Regions from separate parts of the Homo sapiens genome. Here region 2 is linked to region 1. The links are chromatin loops, found by intact Hi-C in ENCODE. Cell type or tissue: GM12878. All regions are shown on one strand. Each heading gives the region's core, and the rest is flanking DNA. Links, peaks and the distances in the headings are about the cores only. Region 1 overlaps NIBAN1 (niban apoptosis regulator 1). Region 2 holds the start of LOC124904469 (a long non-coding RNA gene).

Region 1 (8,341 bases), core at 138-8,137:
TCCCTCCTCATCACCACACGATGCGGTAGGCATTACTAGTTGACCTGTCCAATGTTCTCTGCCCTATGAAGCTTTGAACACTAAGGTTATTCTCTTTCCCACACTCTCAGTTGGTCTTATCTTCCTCTGGAACTACTGATACCTTATTCTTAGGACAACAAGAAGAAAGATAAGTTTATTTTTGTTTTTATTCTGGCAGACACAGAACTGACTTGAGGCTTCACCTCTGATATTCTGGAAATGTTGTTTCTTCTAATACAATAAAAATGCAACGGTGTCTTCAGAAGATGCATGTAATAGATGCCACCTGGGGACTTTAACTGAGTTCAAATTAGTTTTTTTTGTTTGTTTGTTTATGTATTTTTGGTTTACAGATTCAATTTCTATTTTCAATTAAATAAAATTCCCAGAAGCAAGCAACTGCAATTGCAATTTCAGAATCTAGATTGCCTACATTTACAAGAGACACTTTTACCTTCTGGAGCAAAACAAAATATGTCTGATCCTTCCTCTACGTGACAAAAGATATTTGAAGATTTTTTTCCTCCCTTCAACCACTGTCAGGTTAAACATAACCCAGTTTTCTCAGTCATATGACCTGGTTGCCAGACCTCTTACTATTCAAGCACTGGACATACTCTAGTATGACCAGCAATAAGCAGTAAGAGCAGAGATCTAGGTATTCATTGGTTTAATAGCTTAATTAGCTATTGTGACCTTAAATAGCTTTGTGACTTTAAATATACTTCTTAATTTCCATGAACCTCAGTGTCATCTGAAAAATGGAGATAAAATTTGTTCCTCCTTAGTATTGTCATAGGGATCGAAAGAGCATACATTAAACACTCAGTGTATTACCTGGCATTCAATAATTGGTTGCTAGTATTGTTACTTTCTAAAATCCCTCTTCAAATGTAGCAGGAGAAACTGAATATATAATCCTTTAGTTGTCAGGCTCTTTAATACACAACAATTACGAGCTTGAGCTTTGGAGTTAAACATTCAGGATTGAATTCTGAGTCCACCACTTGATAACTGCCTACCTCTAGGCAATCTCCTTTAGCTATCTAAATCTTGGTTTCCTACGGACAATAATGCTGTTTAACTAAAAGGATTGTTGTCAGCCTTCACACAGTGCTTGGCACACGGTAAGTGCTCAATAAATATTAGCAATGTGAGCTATCATTAGTATTTTATCATTATAATTGGCAATCATACTTCTGACAAACTATAACGTACAAACCATTTCATTTTTATTTTCTTCCTCTAGGAGCTATATAACAGCCAATAAACACTTTATAGGTACATTATTCTAGTCTGTGAACAAGTGTGAATTACACATTTGAATAGGGTGAATTTAGAGGAAGCTGTTATCTTCCCTGACATTATTCCAGTAACGGAAGCCACTTCATTGTGAGAGGAAGAGTCTGCAGAGGTGAAGAAATGTTGTTTGGGTTCTTTTGTTAAGTCACTTCTTCAAAAGTGATGGTAAGTGTTACAGTCACCAAGGTGACTGTAAAAAAAAATACGTAAAATGAAAATAGATGCATTAAAAAATAATATTTTATTCACAAACTAGACATCTAACAAAGGTCTAATATTCAGAACCTTTAAGGAACTTAATTGAACAAGCAAAAAACAAATAATCGCATTAAAAATGGGCAAAAGACATGAATAGACAATTCTCAGAAGAAGACATACAAACGGCCAACAAACATATTTTAAGAATGCATATGTACCCTAAAACTTAAAGTATAATAATAATAAAAGAAAAAAAAAACATTGGCAGCATTTATAAGAACTAACTAGTTATAAGTAGTTCACTAAGAATGACCTCATCACAGGTTTTAGCTGAAACAATATAAAACTAAAGAGGTCAAAAAAAAAAAAAAAAAGAATGCTCAGTATCACTAATCATCAGAGAAATGCAAATCAAAATCACAATGTGATACCATCTCACACCAGTCAGAATGGCTATTACTAAAAAGTCAAAAAATAACAGATGCTGGTGAGGTGCAGAGAAAAGGGAATGCTTATACATGGTAGATAGGAATGTAAGTTAGTTCAGCCACTGTGGAAAGCAGTCTGGAATCAGCCTTGGTGCCCATCAACAGTGGGCTGGGCAAAGAAAATGTGGTATATATACACAATGGGATACTACACAGCTATTAAAAAAAGAACAAAATCATGTCCTTTGTAGCAACATGGAGGAAGCTGAAGGCCATTATAAGCAAATTAACACAGGAGCAGAAAACCAAATACCTCATGTTCTCACTTATAAGTGGGAGCCACACATTGAGTACCAATGGACATATAGATGGCAACAATACACGGGACTATAGAGGTGGGGGAAGGGTACAGAGTTGAAAAACCTAACTATTGTATACTATGCTCAGTACTTGGGTAACGAGACCATTCATACCCCAAACCTCAGCATCACACAGTATACCAATGTAACAAATCTGCACACGTACCCCCAAATCTAAAACAAGCTGAAAAAAAATAATTTTTAAACAAAAAGAAAGGATGCTTAATGGGTCACAGCCAACAAAACAGTGACTTAAATAATGGCATCATGCAACACATTTCACTTTGTCTGGTCAGTCTCAGTCAGAAATCTAACTGCTAAGATTGATTTTCATTAATCATCCAAATAATAAGCCAAAAATACTGTTTTATGTAAAGGAAGGCTTAAACACAAATGATAGTAGGCGATGAGGAGCATGAGAAAAAAAGTTGTAAAGCTGATGGAAAATGAAAAATAAACAAGTAACTGCACAGATAGTCAAAAAAGAAAGCAAAATCTTCCAAAGAAATTGCCTTTGCTGTTAACAAGTAAAATAGACCTTTCTCCTAAACAATCCGGAATGCTTTATTAACTATTCTTATCATTTCCAGATGCTTTTTCAAATGATGACCTACTTCCCATGCTCCTTTATTCAGTTAAAAAAAAATGAGTATGTGCTTACTACACCCCTACACTCAGTACTAATGGCTGAGATGTAATAGTAGATGGGCATAGACTTGGCTTCTAGGAACTCCTAGTTTTAGGAGTCAGATAAATAAATAGTCAATGATGACATGATGTGATTAGAACTGTGATGGAAGTAAGGACAGGTACGAGAGAAGGAAGGACAGATGAATGGACAGATAGAAGAAAATTGTGGGGCTTTCACCTACCTGAAAGATTAAGAAAGGTGTTCTGGTGGAAATGACATTTAACCTAAGGCCTTCAGAAAATCAAATTTAGGAGTCCAAAAGTGAGCTATTGGCTTAGGATTTAGTTCTAAGGGCTGAAAGATGCAGAGGGAATTGAAAATAGTGTTATAATTCTAGGATGTGTTCTTTGGAGGAAAGTTAAGAAGACACGAAATGTAATTTTAAGATGATAATGTGTAACAATCCACTTAACCCAACTGTCAGCTCCCTATAATAATATTTCAATTTCAAATCTGTTCCCTTCTCTTAAGTTATGAAATTCACATTTCCAGAGACATCTAAATTAGATCATAAGTTTCTTAGATTCCTGACCTGGTAAAAAATATACATGGTATGAAGAGAACAGTACTGTGTTCATTTAAAGCCACCAAATATGGAACTAGAAATCAGAAGAAAACCAGAGATGGCAAAATTTAGACCAATGGCAACTCACTCATCTATGCTGGTAATTTCACTACCCTTCATCCTGACCAAACCCAATCATAAATGTCAATCAGCCTATCTCAAAATTAGTGATATTTAGAACTTCACCTAGCAATTCTAGAAAGCTTTTGGCTTGCAAGGTATCTATGAAAGAAAGAGTGGAAGTTTTGCACCCCTTTCATCTAATCAAAATTCAAAATTTCTTCCCCCTTCTATTGTTATTCATTTATGAGCACAGATGTGCAAAAACCAATTCATTTTAAAGTCAAATACTAAATATGATGACTTACATCTGTACAAAAATCTGAAGTGCAGTACCGATACTAATGCGGTGACATCAGCAAGGCCAAACAGGAAGCTGAGGTATAGCCCCCATCACACACAGACACTCTCTCTCGGTCTCTCTCTCTCTCTCTCTCACACACACACACCCCTACACACAAACACACACACACACACACCCCAAAAGTGTCTCAGCTATAATATTGCATTCACTTAACGAATAGCCTTATTGCAAAACTTTGTGGTTTGTGACTAGGGTCTATTGTGCCAGGAAAAATATCTCCCTCTGTGCATGTTAAGCTTCTTCTGACAAGAAGCACTAGAAAGATACAAACCACCTATGTTCTTAGCAAGAATGACTCATTATTATTGGCACAAGGAGAATACAACTTTGTGGTAAGGCTTTTTGTTCTCAACTTGAAAATACCTAATCTGATATCCTAAAGCCTGGAGAAGAAAAAAAGAAGGATATCTTCAACTATTATCCTCCTCACTAGGGATTTAAGAAGGAAAGGACAATGGCTAAGGTGTGTGATAAGGTTACATCCTGCTTGACCCACCGTGTTTCCTGGAACAGAACCACTTGGGCTTGGGCCCGAGTTCACTTAAAGTGAGATGGAATGAGGCAAAATGATGTTCCTGATCTATTTTCTATTTCTTTTATTCCACTTATCCTGGAAAGTCAGGAGGAAATCATCCTCAAACTCTCCTCTGTTAACTGAGTGGGATAGCCTTACAAATTGAGTTTGGTTTATAAGCAATGACTGTGTTTTCGGTTTGTTTTGCCCCCAGCATCTAAGACAATGTTCTGGACACAGTAGACCCTTACCTTAATAGAGGCTCTTTTGTTCCAGCTTTTGTCTACCCCGTCACTTAAAGTGTCCCGTGTCACACAACGGGACAGTGTGGCAGTCTAATAGTTTCTAGGGAAAGGTGGGGAAGGAAAAAACAACAAATGAAGAGAAGTCTCAGTTCCTTTCTTAGCTGGTGATTGCATGAGCCATGCCCTGATCTCCCACCAGAAAGGAACTTGGCAGGGAGGGGCTTTGTCTGGTAAGATGTGAAAATGGGTGCTTTGCTTTCATTGCTCCTTCCTAACTTCCAACTTCCTTCTTTTTTACCTCCTTTTCTAAGCCTCTTAAAATAGAAATGTCCCACTAACACCCAGACGTTGTTGACTTGCAATATGATTTGTGGTCTCCAAAAGAAAATGCTAAAAAATTGTTTTAAAAAATTCAGGTCAGATCAGGACTTCCCCAACCCCCTCAGCAACAGCCAGTATGGGAATCCAGTTAACAAAAGAAAATGCTGAAAGGAAAAAAAAATAAAGGCTAAGTACTTAAAACACAAAGAACTGGTAATAGATAAGTACCATGAATTTTTCAACCCCACCCCTGCAACATATCCCACAAAATTATTCTCAGCTGTACATTTGCATAAACCAAGAAAATTCTAGCTTTGGAGAACATTTATAGAGTACACAGTTTACCACAGGAACACCCTTTTGGGTTAAGGCACAACTTCATGTTTAAAAGCAGAGAAAAGACTTAACTTCTGCATCTCAATTGTCACCTGAGTTTCAATTGATGTAGCAGCTCATGTCCCTCTCAAGTAGATATCAAGAAATTATCCATGTCAAGTTCAGTAGGAAGTGAGTATCCTCAAATCATCTGTTCCTGAATAAGGAATGAGATTAGATTTTTTTTAAAAATATCAGCTAGTCAAACACAGGGCACACAGTATGCGTTTAATAAGTACCTGCTGACTGAGAAGACACATGGTACAGTAGTTTAGAACACGGGCTTGAAGTCGGCCTGCTTGGCTTTAAAATCTTGTCCTGATCACCAGCTGTCTTACCAGCTGCCCCAGAACCCTCGTCTATAAAATGGGCATGATGACAATAATAGTGCCTACCTCACAGGACTGCTGTGAGGATTAAATGAGTTAATACAGTGGCTTTCCAAGTAGGGTCCCCAGGCCAGTAGTATCAGCATCAGCATTACCTGAGAACATGTCAGAAATGCAAATTCTTAGGACCCACCCCAGGCCAGGGAATTCCAGTGCATATTCAAGCAAGGGAAACAGACTAAATAATTTTAGGCATATTGCTTTCCTCTGGGATTTTATGGTCATGTCTAAGGGAAAGGTGGTACATTGCCTCTCACTCGGACAGAAGAAGGGGATAAAAGTAGAAGAGAAGAGAGGTATTTTATCTTACTAGTGGAGATCATCCATGTACACCTACACACGGTACAGCTTACCAGAGTGAGCTCTTACGTAAAATTAGATCGTCCAGTATAAAAAGCGAAAGGGTCACACTGGAAATGCAAAACTCAGTAAAGAAAATGTATCTCAGTTGTGCTTGCTATTAGATTCAGGATTATTTTCAAAAAGGAAATCCCATGAAGAGTCTAGTTGTGGTCCTCTCACTAAAATATTATAAAGAGTTTAATTTTATCTTACAATTGCTAAGCACATTGTGACCATTCACTACTTTTATTTGCATTCACTACTTTTTTTTTTTTTGAGACAGAGTTTCACTCTGTTTCCCAAGCCGGAGTGCAGTGGCTCCATCTCGGCTCACTGCAACTCCACCTCCCATGTTCAAGCGATTCTCCTGCCTCAGCCTCCTGAGTAGCTGGGATTACAGTTGTGCGCCACCATGCCCGGCTAATTTTTGTATTTTTAGTAGAGATGGGTTTTCACCATGTTGGCCAGGCTAGTCTCAAACTCCTGACCTCAAATGACCCACCCACCTTGGCCTCCCAACGTGCTAGGATTACGGGCGTGAGCCACTGCGCTCGGCCCACCATTCACCACTTTTTTATTGTGCTGTTGAATATCACTTCAAACATTAAATTCATATTATAAAAATCATGAATCTTTACCAGTAATACAATTTGAGAAAAATAAAAATTAAGTTGCTGAAGCAAAATACCTTATGTTTAAAAGGAAGACCCTAGGCAACAACGATTCTCTAACTCTGAAGGGATGCTGTTTAAAATGTACGTTTCTGGGCTCCTTTCCTCAGAGATTCTAATTCGTAGGTCTGGAATAATGCCAGGGACTCTGAAATTTTAAAAGTCTCTTCCCCCCAACTCTGATTCCACACCAAGTCATTCAGAAGCAGTGGTTGATAGATTACAATATGCTAAAAGTTTTTATCTTTAAATAACCTTAAATGAGTAATATCTTCTGATTAAGCAAAGTCTTCAGAGCTAAGAGCTAATCCTTTATACATGGGAAAGGTTTAAACTCTCTTTGATAGAAAGCTTCCTAAAATGTATTCCACATTTCTCTATCATCTAACACATAACACGTAGGATATAATTTACTCTTGATGACTGAGGTTTGTTTATTATTGTTATGATTGATATGTGCTATAGTTGCCGGGAGCATTCAACAGAGTTGACTGAAACATGGATCCCTAAAATGGCTCTACAACTCGAAAAAGTTCTGAACGTCAGGTTTAGCTTTTGAGTCATTTCCCCCGCTGTCAAGGTGGCAAATATATAGCCCAAGAAGGTGGCTTTTGAGTCATTTCCCGCAAGGTCAAGGTGGTAAATGTGCAGCCTCAGAACCTCAAGGATAATGCGACAGAGCTGCAAAATGAATGGTTGCTCCAAAGATGGAAGCAGCCTTTGTAAAACTGCCTTAGTGACAGTTAACTTTTCAACATCATACAATTTTTGTTAACACCATGCAAAAACCTATGGTGTTCAGCAGCATAGCATACTCTATACCGTAACCAACCCTCTTACTGAAGAAAAGACATAGTGGATAAATTGCACTTCCAAAAGTTCTTTTGAATACCTCAATGAACTGGCAACAACGTAAGACCTGTTATAGATTGAATTGTATACCCCCCAAATTCATACGTTGAAATCTTGATTCCCCCAAATCTCAGAAAGTGTCCTTGTTTGGAAATACGGTCATTGCATATGTAATTAGTTTAGATGAGATCATTCTGGAATAGGATAAGCCCCCAATCCAATATGACTGGTGTCCTTATAAAAGAGGAAAATGTGCTAGCTGGGTGCAGTGGCTCATGCCTGTAATCCCAGTATTTTGGGAGGCCAAGGTGGGCAAATCACCTGAGGTCAGGAGTTCAAGACTAGCCTGGCCAACATGGTGAAACCCCGTCTCTACTAAAAATACAAAAATTAGCCAAGCATGGTGGTGTGTGCCTGTAATCCCAGCTGCTTGGGAGGCTGAGGCTGGAGAATCACTTGAACCTGGGAGGTGGAGGGTGCAATGAGCTGAGATCATGTCATTACACTCCAGCCTGGGTTACAAGATCAAAACTCTATCTCAAAAAAAAAAAAAAAAAAAAAAAAAAGAGGAAAATGTGGACACAGACACATACATAGGGAAAATGTCATGGGAGGATGAAGGCATGGATCAGAGTGATGCTTAT
Region 2 (8,341 bases), core at 156-8,155, 78 kb after region 1:
TTTTGCAAGAAAGTCAAGCAAACCACTTGCATAAAAATTTTTTAACTTTTTTCATTAGTTCTGTGAGTAAAAATGCTCAGGCACACTCTGCATTCTCAGTTAATAGATGAAATAGATAACCGCTGCAAAAATATGAGGAGGATCATTCCATTTCTTAGTGGAAAAGGTATGGTGAAATCATCAACATTTCATCATTCGATCTGCTTGAGATGTGTTGAACAGGTTGACTTCCTACATCTCCTAGCGGGTTAAGCGGGCAATGTGCCGCAAACAGGTACAACAGAGAAGGCATCCGGACACACGTCAGTCTATCCTTTCTTATATTCCAATTATTTTCCAGTTCACATTATGGGAAAATTTGATATACATTGCATTGACTCTGAACATCACTTAGGACAGTACCCAAAGCACTTACAGTTTTGACAAATGGAAGAAGGAGGAAAAAGAAAGGAGAAGAGTTTGAAGACAGAAGAAATTAAGGAAAGTAAACTAAAGCAATTGAAACTATTTGGCAATCCTTTCCCTCTCAACTCTAAGTCTTATTCTAAATTAGGGGTTTTCTAGATATACAATCATGTCATCTGCAAACAGGGACAATTTGACTTCCTCTTTTCCTAATTGAACACCCTAAATTAGGAAAGTTAAACACCTAAAATGTCAACACTTTCATTTAAAGAATGTGGGAGAGCCGGGTGCAGTGGTTCACACCTATAATCCTAGCACTTTAGGAGGCCGAGGCAGGTAGATTGCTTGAGCTCATGAATTTGAGACCAGCCTGAGCAACATGGAAAAACCCTGTCTCTACAAAAAATACAAAAACTAGCCAGGCATGGTGGCACCTGCTTGTAGTCCCAGCTGCTCAGGAGGCTCAGGTGGGAAGGTCACTTGAGCCTGGGGGATCAAGGCTGCAGTTAGCTAAGATCGCACCACTGCACTCCAGCCTGGGCTTTAACAAAGCAAGACCCTGTCTCAAAAAAAAAAAAAAAAAAACCTGGGAAAGATCCCATAGATCTGAATTTAGATACCTGGGGGTGTGAGATGGGGAAGCATAACACATGTATTTTACAATGATAGTTGTTTTACTCTGTTTACTAAATGCCAGTCAGAAGTGTTTCCCTGTGTCCCATGCTAAGTAATAACACAGATTGATGTCTGTGGTCATGTTGCTGCAGTATTCTCAGAGATGCAGCTACAACCGGGGTTCAGTAGCAGATCAGCTGCTCAGACAGAGGAGACCATATTTGCCCTAATTTGTAACAAATTTTTCGGCCACTCATTCTGCGACTCTCTGAGTAATCTTGACTCAACTTCCCATACCTAATAACCCAATAACAGAAACTACCTTAAGACAATGCATAGTATCATAATTGTGCCTACAGTTTTTTAAAAAAACAAATTAAGTAGACAATTTAAAGTTTATTGAAGTCTTTGAGTTATCATTTACTCAAATACACACAAATTATTGATCTGAAGAATAATTTCTCAGGGAGCTGATAGAGATCATAATGAAAGTTATACAGGCCAAGAAACACAATAATAAACTATCAGAAAAAGAACTTGGTAAGTACCGTATCTTTCCACTTGCTGTGTGCATTAAAGTTATACTTTTTTAGTCCATTTAGTTGTTTTCAATTTAAAAGAGATGCAATCTGTGGGTTATAAAATACAAAAACAGCTTTGGACCACATCTCTAGCATAGTAGGAAGAACACAAATGAAACTGACAGATGCCGCGGGGCGCGGTGGCTCACGCCTGTAATCCCAGCACTCTGGGAGGCCGAAGCTGGCGGATCACGAGGTCAGGAGATCGAGACCATCCTGGCTAACATGGTGAAACCCCGTCTCTACTAAAAATACAAAAAAATTAGCTGGGCGTGATGGCGGGCGCCTGTAGTCCCAGCTACTTGGGAGGCTGAGGCAGGAGAATGGCGTGAACCCGGGAGGCGGAGCTTGCACTGAGCCCAGATTGCCCCACTGCACTCCGGCCTGGGCGACAGAGCGAGACTCCGTCTCAAAAAAAAAAAAAAAAAAAAAAGAATCAGGTTCCTCCTGGACGCTGCCTGCTGATGTGCCTACCTAACTGGCCACACTCAGCTCTGAGGCAATGGCTGGTAGGAGCAGTCTCACACTCACCTTGTAACTCTGCACTGACAACGCAGCCAGCCCTATGGTTTGTGACATCGAATATGAGAAAAGGGACCTCCAAGTGACTCGAAAATCAGGATGTTCCATAAAAATCCTCAATTATTCTTTCCAAGAAGAGGAAAAAGTAATAGGCAAAGAGAAGAACATCAGTGGCGGAATGAGAGCTTAGCATTTTGCTGTTTTGGAAAGTGATATCTCTTCTTATAATTTGTCTATAAAAATGATTAGCTTTGGGTCATAGGCCCCTTTAATGATCTGCTGAAAGCTTTGGATACCAGAAAAACATAGTAGACATAAAATTCTGCTGCTTCCCATTCCCTGACCTCAAGTCAAGACACTTCGATTTAGATGTCTGTGAAGAACCCTTCTAAAACTAGCAAGCCTAATATTTTCAGTTACAAAATTTGATCAGAATGAGTTCCATGAGAAGCCTTCATTGGCCAACAAATGGAAAAACAAGGGGTTTAGCCTGAGAAAGTAAAGAAAAGAGACTACAGTTCAATTTTATGGATGTTTTATTTCAGACTTAAATTCAATTTTTCAAATGATGACTCTTTGGGATTAATATAGGCATCCGATCACTGCAACTTTAGTCTCCCAATGCACCAATGCCATTTCTTAGAGAAGAATTTCTATTTTCCTGATAGAAGCAAAGAGGTTGTATTTGGGGTTCAGAGGATAATGTTAATGCTGAATGACACAGGAAAAAAACAGCAACAACCATATTATTTAGAAGTTGACCACATATCTTGCTGCTTGAATATTTGCAACTTGCTAAGGAATGCAATGTAGCAAGTCATAGACTAATAACTCAGCAACTGCAAATTATTGTTCAAAAATGACCCCCAAAAATCTTAGTACCAAGGTTATCAAAGAGAAGCAAATAATAATAATAATAAATAAATAAAATTTTTAAAAATGACTCCCAAAATCTTTGCTCATATAAGTGGAATTTTAGCTTATGTGAATTAACTTAAAAATCTTTATTAAGTTCTAAGTTTTCTAACACACTGCACTAGACACCGAGGTGATATAACAGTATATAGTTCACTATGGAAGAGTACAACCGAAAGGGAAAAAATAAAGCTCAGGATTTTAAGCTTATCACAAAAACAGGGTAAGATGGATAGGATGATCTTGCAAAAAGACATATGGAAAAATCATACACTACATTTGTCCCTGACACATTGTACAGCAACAGCTATACAATTACCTCTACGGACGTTGCTGATTGCTGTCTTTGTGTACATGGAGCATCAAGAAGTCATATCCAGAAGATATCCAAGTACCACTAGTGAAAGGAAACCCACTGCTGCCCTGGGAGGTAGAGGATGGATGATGGTCACCACTCATTGGTGATAGTGAAAGGCTCTGTGCAGATAAGATATGGTCAGTCAAGCTTGTTGTCCATCTTTCTGGTGACTAGTTCTAGATTATAATAGTCTGCTGAGACATACTAAGCCCACTAGTCCATGATTCAGTACTTGGGTCTTTATGGGAATGACCACACTGCTAGAAGACAGAGAAGCAGCATTGGCATCTAAGAAGTCACAAGCTGAAGACTAGAAGACCCAGCCACACAGGTGGCGTTCTTGTAGCTTCTTCCTCTCAATGGTTAGGACTTTGAAAAAGAGAGAATATTGGGAAAGTGAACAGCTAACTATGAAGAGGTACGTGGTGAATAGGATATTTTCTGTTTGATGCCTTTAGGTAATGCAGGAATGGACTTTGGGTAGGGTTGGAGTACATGTCATGAGGACAAGAACATCTTGGAGACTATTAAGCAGTCTCTAAACTTAGTATAGGACAGTAAAGAAAGCAATGCTTATATAAAACCATGAAACCAGTTGTCATAAAGGTCTGCAGTAATGTCATGGGAAAAAGAATAGTGGGAGAGGAGCCATGAGATTCCTACAGAAAACAACTGGAAAATGTTCCCAAAGTAATACTCTCAAGGGTCTTTTAGTTGTATAGGCCCAGGCCAGAGCATGGGAACTTGAGAATAAGGTGGTAAATACAATCTCATAATAATTACTGGGATTTAGTGTATTCCAGAGAAATATCTGTAAGGAAAGGAGGTAAAGAAATACCCCTCACCTGTGTGAAAATCCATGCACCTAGATGGTAATGAGGACACAGAGGCATTCGAAAAAGAATTAAATAAGAGGAAAAGAAATCATATTATTGATGAAATAGATATTAACAAACTATCTGGCCAAATGGAAGAAATGAGAGATATGTTCCTAATTTAGTATACAATGCTGGCACAGAGGCACGAAACAGTTATGATGGGAAACTTCTACTGCGTTTGATTGGAGACTAAACTAAAAGCAGAAAGTCTGGCAAGTTACTGCCTGCACTGAATTTTTCTTTACAGAGAGAGGAAGTAACCAGGGGAACTGCTACTTGGAGAGATACCAGCTAGTGAAGTGAAATAATGAACCTTGGGTGAAATCAATGATGTCATGAGAGAACATGGCAGAAACCCTCTTAACCACCCTCCACTCATCCAAGGCTTTTCACTCTGTAAAATATGCTTTAGAAAGTTTTGATAAAGAGTTTCTAAAAATAATTACTGTTAAATTACATGTAGGTAAAACAACTATAAATACAGATCTAGATGGATTCTGTCATCAGATTTCTTTACAAGGTCTTGCCCAACTTAAAAGAAATTAAGACTGAAAATTATAGATGATGCAAAAATGACAATATGGAACTGCAAGCAATCTTTAAAAAAAGACCTTAGCCCTAGGTCAAAGAGTAGCGAGTGAATATATTTGTTTCATTAACATATTTTAAGTTAAAAGATTCAAGATATGTGTATCTTTTAATGATTTGCTACTTTAACGGTCTTTTGGTTAATTGTCCCACTCCATTCCAACAGCAATAGACAAAAGACATTTACCCTGACATTTCTGATAGCCAGATAGAGAGTCGCTGAAAATATGACAAGAAAGCATGGACTTCAAGAAGGCAGATTTCAAAAGAATCAGCAGAAACAGCATCATGACTCTGTGGGAAGAGCGTTCTGAATGAGAGTCAAATAGCATCCATCTGTCCGCAGACTATGGACAATTTTGTCTGTATAGTCACAGATGGTGATTCCACCAAGGAAGGAAGGATGGAGGTTCCTACATAGTTCTATTATGACCTGATTTCAAAGCGCTGGGATTAAAAAAAAAAAAGAAAGAGGGGCTCCTCAAGAACAAATGCAAGAGAGTTTTGGGTCTCTCCAAAAACAGGGACAGATAGATTGAGACCTATAATTTGTAAGAACAACAAGAAGCATTCTAATGGTTATGTTAGGCACAAAAGGAACACAAGGGAGAAATAAGCCAGATGTTTGGCACCAATGACATCATGTTGCTGGAATAACAAAGTGAAAGGAGAACTGCTCCCCTATTACTTTCGCAATTACTTCTCTTCCAAGAATAGTGATTTTCAGACTTAAAATAGTAGACTAAATATGGTTACAGAAAAAGGAAGCTGAGGATTAGTAAAGAGATTTAAAGTGAGCCTTGAGATGCTATAAAATAACAACAATCCAGCATGCTGAGAAAATTTACAAATAAGAATGCTAAACTATTGTTAACCTGTGGGAGTGCTGGAAGAGTTGAATGGACAATTGTAGATCTGATTCTCAAAAAGAGGAAAGAGGAAGGATGAATGGAAATGTATGCAGATTTATTTACGCCTTGGAGCTTAACTGTAATACCAGGAAAGATTATGGAGTTGACAGTAATGGGAAGTCTTGAAATTTCATGATAAAAAATTAGATCATAAATAGTAACTGTTTCTAAACTAAAAGTTGCTATCAAATTTATTGGAGAAATAATAGAGATATTTTCTTTTAAAAAGCAGAATAAAAACTAGAATACCTGCTATTGGGAGTGGAAGGCCACATTCTCCACTCTTCATATTTTCATAAAAAGAAATCTGGAACAACAGGAAGAAAAAGCTGCCTTAAAAGGAGTACATGGTTCAAAACAAAGAAATGCATTGTTTCGGGAGGCCAAGGCGGATGGATCACCTGAGGTCGGGAGTTTGAGACCAGCCTGACCAACATGGAGAAACCTTGTCTCTACTAAAAATACAAAATTAGCTGGGCGTGGTGGTGCATGCCTATAATCCCAGCTACTCAGGAGGCTGAGGCAAGAGAATCTCTTGAACCCAGGAGGTAGAGGTTGTGGTGAGCCAAGACCGCGCCATTGCACTCCAGCCTGGGCAACAAGAGCAAAACTCCATCTCAAAAAGAAAAGAAAAGAAAAGAAATGCATTGTTTCTCCTACCTTGCTTTCTGTTGGATCAAATGACATGTAGTCCAAGTCTTTGAGATCTTTGTAAAAGTATGACAGCTCTTGTACTCAAATGACTTTAAGAAGGTTAAGTAGACAAATTGCATTAGTGATAGAAAGCGATGCTATGAAGGTAGGGTGCTGTAGTAAAAAGGGGTTTGGCTTCAGACACAGAAGAACAAATAATGTATTATTTAGCGGTATGAGGTACACAGAGCAGGCAAATTCATAGATGGAAAGTGAAATAGAGGTTACCAGGGTCTGGGAGGAGAAGGAATGGGGAGTTATTTAATGAGCACAAAGTTTATGTTGGCGATGATGAAAACATTTTGGGAGTAGATAGTGGTGACGGTTATACAATATTGTGAATATAGTTAATGCTGCTGAATTGCAAGTTGCCAATGTTTAACATGATAAATATGTATATTTTCCAGCAATAATTTCTTAAAAGGCCTGGCTTTGACCAAATAATCCTGGGTTTGAAGCCCAGATTCCTGTATATTGAACCCCCCTTCCTATACAGACAGGAGCCTTGTGCTGACCAGGGGCCAGAGGCCAGAGAGAGCTGGCTGGGCCTAGGCAAGAGGAAGTGGCAGAGGACTTGGCACAGGAGCTAAGTGTGAGCCAAGGGGTGGTGCAGAAATTAGGAAGAATTCAGTCCTGGCACAATTCACTAACAAAATAACTGTCCAAATATGAATTGACTGGCTTCAGGAGATAGTGAGTTTCTTATTACTGGAGGTATTGAAAGCTGCTTACCCCCTTGGTAAGGGCATTCAAGCATGAAGTTATCTTTAATGACCTTTAAATTCCCTTCCAAAAGAGCAAGCACGTGATGTTTATTCCTTTACCATAATCTCCTTAAACTATAAGACATACAGAAATGTCCCCCAAATGTTCCACTTCCAGCAAAATGGAAAAATAATGGAGAAAAAGAACTCTCAAATTATTTATTCAACCTACTCCCAGATAAGCATATTGGGATATTCAAAAATAGGAAATAAAAAAAAAATCCTTAGGAATAAGAATTATAGTCATTATATAAGCTTATGAATTTGTTTTCAAGAGTTTCTTAGATATATATGGTACTTAGAAAGAGCTAATTCCAGCACATTTCTATCTGAAACAGGTCTAGACTCAATTAACTCCTGTTCAAAGCATATATGTATTCATTTATTCATTCATGCCACAAGCAAGTTGACCTTAATAGGACAGATATCCTGGAACACAAAAAGGGTAGGAAAATGAATAAGATAAAACTTCTGCTACCAGGAGTCCAGACTAGTTACTGTGTTCCAAGAGGTTAGAAATTCAGTGTGGCTGATATATTATGCATCTATGATGGCCTTTCTTTTTAAAACTGTAATTTTAAAAAATTATTCACATTTTGACACCTAAGAAATAATTCTAAGAAAGTGATCAGAGATTCATATAAATATTTATGCATTAGGATGTTCACTAAAATATTATTTATAATAATGAAAATTTTAAAATGACCTAAATGTCCAACAAGAAGAGAATGGTTAAATAAATTACAGGATATACGACAGCCAGCATCCTCCACAGCCAATAAAACTTAAGATTTCGGAGACTATTTAATGATAAGGGAAATGTTTACAATATAATGTGGAGTGGCAGTATACCGATTTGTACAAAATATGACCCAAATTTTGTTTTTTATGTGTGTGGATATGTTTATATGAAACATTGAAAAGAGAAAGAGAAAGAAGAGAAAGGAAATAGATACTTATATTACTTAACAACAGATTGAAGGATCATGGATAATTTATTTTTTTCTATTTTTCTTCATGTTTTATGTAGTAATTTAGAATCAGAATTGTTACTTAAAATATTTAAATAAAAATAATGGCTTTTAATATTTTTCCCTAATTTTTGTTCTAA

Evidence for each region. Peaks named below come from ENCODE experiments on the same cell type or tissue, not always from the same donor. Only the 100,000 strongest peaks of a DNase experiment are listed, where the experiment ranks them.
Region 2: a loop joins it to region 1, with 2.0 times the contacts of the local background. A loop is called at or near these places in 5 of 110 quality-filtered maps.

The regions. Positions count from the first base shown.
Region 1 is chr1:184,863,111-184,871,451 of GRCh38, forward strand. The region is part of intron 5 of NIBAN1 (niban apoptosis regulator 1); the gene reads right to left. Among named protein-coding and RNA genes, the nearest start is that of NIBAN1, 110 kb to the right of the region's middle. In GM12878, for the core only: no CTCF peak of the experiment used is centred there; a DNase peak (open chromatin) is centred at 4,001; H3K4me3 peaks cover 911 bases; H3K27ac peaks cover 2,426 bases.
Region 2 is chr1:184,940,682-184,949,022 of GRCh38, forward strand. All of the region lies in intron 1 of NIBAN1 (niban apoptosis regulator 1), which reads right to left. LOC124904469 (a long non-coding RNA gene) reads right to left here and starts at 6,207. Exons shown (of 2, transcript XR_007066770.1): 1 at 6,023-6,207; 2 at 1-2,784. In GM12878, for the core only: no CTCF peak of the experiment used is centred there; DNase peaks (open chromatin) are centred at 1,220, 4,580 and 5,560; H3K4me3 peaks cover 590 bases; H3K27ac peaks cover 1,857 bases.